Regions from separate parts of the Homo sapiens genome. Here region 2 is linked to region 1. The links are chromatin loops, found by intact Hi-C in ENCODE. Cell type or tissue: OCI-LY7. All regions are shown on one strand. Region 1 overlaps INPP4A (inositol polyphosphate-4-phosphatase type I A). Region 2 overlaps INPP4A (inositol polyphosphate-4-phosphatase type I A).

The links. A loop is a pair of places that touch in the nucleus more often than their neighbours do. Peaks named below come from ENCODE experiments on the same cell type or tissue, not always from the same donor. Only the 100,000 strongest peaks of a DNase experiment are listed, where the experiment ranks them.
Region 2: it touches region 1 in a loop (2.9-fold over the local background); 3 of 110 quality-filtered maps call a loop at or near these places.

What each region holds. Positions count from the first base shown.
Region 1 is chr2:98,549,166-98,551,665 of GRCh38, reverse strand. All of the region lies in intron 13 of INPP4A (inositol polyphosphate-4-phosphatase type I A), which reads right to left. Among named protein-coding and RNA genes, the nearest start is that of COA5, 58 kb to the left of the region's middle. In OCI-LY7, CTCF peaks have their summits at 830 and 1,049 (motif pointing right); DNase peaks (open chromatin) are centred at 2,115 and 2,365; H3K4me3 peaks cover 469 bases; H3K27ac peaks cover 1,344 bases.
Region 2 is chr2:98,487,028-98,489,527 of GRCh38, reverse strand. All of the region lies in intron 1 of INPP4A (inositol polyphosphate-4-phosphatase type I A), which reads right to left. Among named protein-coding and RNA genes, the nearest start is that of INPP4A, 43 kb to the right of the region's middle. RefSeq lists an enhancer at 1,466-1,545. In OCI-LY7, CTCF peaks have their summits at 1,229 and 1,430; a DNase peak (open chromatin) is centred at 1,407.

The sequences.
Region 1 (2,500 bases):
CCTCTCACCACATCCTCCATCACTTCCCCTGGAGATGACAGTCACCTTGGTCAGGGCTGAGAATCTTCCCCATTGGCCCCTTCCCAGGGAAGTCCCAAAGTGGTTCATCAAGAAACCACCACTACCCCTTCCCTTGCTGGATTATGTGGCAAACATGCAAAAACCGAAAACCAAAGCACCCCGGAAAGAAACACCACCACCACAAGCCCACACGCCACAGTAAAAAACAATGGATGTGCCAGAAGCCCATGCAGCAGACCGCACTCAAGCTCGTGGGGCACAACAGGAGTCATTCCACAGCATGATGTGCACACTACTTTCCAATCTGCAATCACTCTTCCAAATGAATAGCTGCCTTCTAAGACCATTTCATCTTAAAAAGACAATCTCAAAATAGGATTTTAAAAAATCAATTCAGCCAAGCATGGTGGCCTATAATCCTAGCACTTTGGTAGGCCAAGGTGGGTGGATTGCTTGAGCCTGGGAGTTCAAGATCAGCCTGGGCAACATCGTGAGACCCCACCTTTTAAAAAAATTTAAAAATTAGCTAGGCATGGTGGCTTGTGCTTGTGGTTCTGGCTACTTAGGAGGCTGAGGCAGGAGGGTCAACTGAGCCCAGGAGTTTGAGGCTGTAGTGAGTTATGACGGTGCCAGTGCACTCCAGCCTGGGTGACAGAGCAAGACCCTGACTCCAAAAACAGTGGAAAAAAAAAAAGGATTCTTCCCAGGCCCCCAATATTTAGAGTACATATATAAAATGTGCTGTATGTAGATCTACTTCTGTGTAAGGAGGTGGCTGTGTACCCTTCAACAAATACATACCCTCTGCCCAGGCCAAGAGAAAAGCACTACCCTATACTTGCCCTGTATTCTCACAAGTCATGTTTTAATGATGATACCTGGGACTTATGCATGGGATATACATGGCAGGGGCAAGAAAAGGCAAATTTCAAAGAGGTGCTGTTTAGGATGATGAGGAAAATACAAGCATGTGTGCTCAACTACCTAGTTTTAAAAACCAGGCAGCCACATGAGGGCGGCAGGATGGAGGTGTAGACATGAAGCCTAGGGGCAGCCCCAGGAGGCAGTATCCTAGGTATAGCCCTTGGACTTTGCATTAGGCCCCCACCCCAGACCCGGACCTACCCAGAGCTGGGGTCATGGGCTAAACTGAAGATGCCATGAGAGCGTAAGGGTGGAGTCTTGTGGCCCTGGCCAGGAACTGCTGGTAACTGCTGAGCAACAGTCACTCTGGACATTAGAAGAGCAGGATCACCTCTGCAGAGGCTGAGCCCCCATGGAGCTGGGTTCTGCAAGGGTAGGAGGATTGGGAGGCTGGGTCCTCTCTGCCTGGGATTTAGCCCCTCACAGTCTCCAGGCAGGGACACTCCTTCTGCCTGTAACCCTCCCCGCTCCATCCCCTCCCTGCTTCAGGGACAGTCTTGTATATGGGGAGCAGGGGGGAGACGGCAAGGGGTGACCAGGCCCAGATTGGGCTATGGAGGGTCCTCAGAGGGAACCCAGGAACGCAGAAAGTTCCCCAGGAACAAGGTTCAACCCAAAACACCTGGGTTGGGATTTACCAAGGAGCAGGCCTTGGGGGCAGCTCCTTGGTAAAGCCAAAGGCCTCTCCCCTCCCATTCCTCTTCCTCTGCCCCGCTAGACTCAACCCCTAAGTACTTTACTTGTCCCGTTATGGGAAAGATCAGGCCTTGAAAGAGTCCCCAGTAGAGAAAAGGCAGGGAGGGGAGGCTGAGAGGCCACTTCCACAGAAGTAGCATGGGTCTGCTCCATTAAGGAGGCAGGAGCAGCAGCAACCGTCCCTAGATGCCCTCCTCCCTCCCTTGTACCTAAAGTACCCCCAGGGAAAAGGACCCCCAGGGGGAAGTTGAGAGGCCTCAGCCTGGACATCGGGGAATGTCCTCAGTGCTTCCTCCTGTCAGATGCCACCAGCAGAGCCTGACACCTCCAGCAGGGCCCAGCCATAGCCCCTGAGCCCCATGGGTCACAGGCTCTGAGGCAGCAGCATTTCTTGAGGGGCTGCAGGTGCCTCTGAATGAAGCACCACTGCAGAGCCTCTGTTATGAGCCTGGGGAAGCAGTAGAGAAGCCCAGGCAGCAGACACCGTGGTTTCTAACTGTCATCTAATTATCTGGTGGAAAAAGTCACTCAGTTGTATTAAATCTTGGTTTGTACCCACCCCCAGGGGTAAAACTGACCTTGGTAACAGTGTTATTAAAATCAGCATAAATTAATAAGCATCATGAAGATGTAGGCTGGCTTCATTTGTATAAGAGGTAATAGTGAAGTGAAAACTGAAAAGCCACAAGACTCCTGTATAAGAAGACAGGAGTTCCCAGCTGCACCCAGGGGCTGACATGAGAACCCAGCACCCAGGGGCTTCCTGGGTCGGGCCCTTCCTCTTCCTGGGAGAAACAGAACTAGGTCCTTTCTCAGAGTGAGTACGACAACACCCAGCTGCCAGGTTTTAAAGGTAAAA
Region 2 (2,500 bases), 62 kb after region 1:
CCTCACTTGGTGCCTCAGCATCCTAGGGCCCCTCTGAGTCATCTGACATGACAGGGAATCTCTGCTTCCCAACATCAAGGGACAGGGACAGGTTCAAGCCAGGGCTGGGTGTTGGCATATCCCTCCACTCTGCAGCCTTGTCAGTTTTATCCACTAAGGCCATCCAGGAGATGATGCCAAAACCCCTCTTGGCCTGGCCCTAATGACACTCCTAAGGCCCAGTCCTGTATTTCCAAGTTACCCAGTCACCCGCCCCTGAACTCCTGGTATCCACTGAGACCCGAGACCACATTCCCTTCAGAACTGGCTCCTCCTGATTTCTCTCCCTTCCAGGTACCACCATTCTTGGGAGCTCAGATGTATCTGACACCTCTTTCCAACCATCAACCAAACTGGTCAGTCACTGAGTTCTGTCCCCTCTTTGAGACTCTCTGCTTTTGTCACCCTCTTTTTCACTATTCCCATCATCACCCCACAGAGCTAAGGCAACAGGCTCCAAACCAGCCTCCTAGTAAGGCTGACAGCCAACAAACTACACCATTTACACACACACACACACACACACACACACACACACACACACACACACACAGTGCATGTACTCAAAAGCAAGAATCCAAAGTCCTTAGGTTGCATTGTGAGGCTTCCATTCAGTCCTCTGTGCTTGAAACTTTCACAACACTCCCTACTCCACCCCCTCCAGCCCGCAGGAACCAGTACCAACCCAGTCTCCTGGTCCTTTCCCTGAACTTCAGTCTCAAGCAACTCCCCTCTCCAAGGAGCTCCCACTTGCTTCCTGTCTACATAGCTTCTCGTGTGTCCAAAATATTTTCCCCTCTGGTTTTTTCCTCTGGTTAGGTTTTACTGCTTTTGACCTAGAGCCACTACAGGACTCAGAGAGGAACTAGCAGAACTCATTTATTCAAGATCTTTTTACTGCATCTCCACCATGAGCTGGTGAGAGGGTGAGTGACTTCAGAGTGAGTGCCTGTGCATAAAGACATCACCGTGACAGAGACAATTTCGGGTACAGAACTCCGAATGAGGTGCACAACAGGTCTGCAACTAGAAAACTGTGTGGGTAAAGCCCAAGAAGGAAACACAGAACTGGCAAATGGAGAGAAATCCTCAGGTAGTTCTTGCTGCCGCTGCCATTTGGATGCTTTGCTTTTGCTCAGCTGAGTACACATAAATTGAGATTACAATAACTTTAGCCACTTGGCACCCATATCTTGATTTCTAAGACTACACTCCAATAAAAGGGATGAGGGTTCTGTGGAGAAATGGGTGATTCTAGGGCTGGGATAGGAGATACACAAGATGAGCCTGGAGTATCTTGCAGTGCCAATAAGGAAGTACTCAAAAATCAAACAACCCACAATAATGGAGGTATGTCAGAGGAACACGAGCTAACTGAAAGAGCCCCCAGTGGCCAAAGCTGGAACAATCTGAGCAACACAATGAATACCCTAGTACTGGATTACATAAAAGTTGATCATATGGATTGGGTTATTCCTGTCATATCCAACTAAAACAGAATCAAGAAGCCAAGCAGGGACAGAGCACCCTGGGCACGTAACACTGCCACAGGAAGGTAATTCTCCGCAAGTCCAGCTGCTGAAACTGCCTATTGTGACCTGAAACCAGTTTTATCTAATAGCTACTGAAACAAGCTGCTGTGAGTCTAAGAATAGTTTTACACTCACCAATCAGAGCTTGCCAGCTCCTCGAAACATTACTAGTACCAATGAACTGTCTCTCAAAACAATGGGTAACATTTCTGCTTTTTATAAAACCTCCAACCTTCTTTGTTCTTCAGACATATGGAAGACCATCCAGTCTGTGTATATGCCCAGAACTGCAATTCTTGCTTCCCAAATAAAACAGAGAATTGTCTCTATATTTGACTCAACTTTGACAATTATAACCCAAATAACAACAACAACAAAAAAACCATTGAGTCCATATTGATATAAATGACTAAATAAATAAGACAGGCCAGGCATGGTGGCTCACGCCTGAAATCCCAGCACTTTGGGAGGCTGAGGCAGGCTAATTGCTTGAGTCCAAGAGTTTGAGACCAGTGTAGGCAACATAGCAAGACCTTGTCTCAAAAAAAATAAATAAATAAGATAAAATAAAAATTGATTCTGTCTCTAAACACTGTCAAGGTCATCAAAAACAAGGAAATTCTGAGAAACTCACAACCACAAGGAGCCTAGGGAGATATGACAAATACACATAACATGGTATCCTGGATAGAATCCCAGAACAGAAAAAGACAATTAGGTTAAAAACTAGGGAAATGTGAATAAAACATGGAATTTGGTGAATAATGTATCAATTTTGGTTACAATTAACACACTACAATGTACCATGGTGATTAACATGTTAACAACAGCCTGGCAGGAGGTATCATATGGGAGAACTTCAGGCACTCTTTGCAACTTTTCTGTATATCTAAAACTATTCTAAAATTTAAAAGTTTATTTAACAAGCA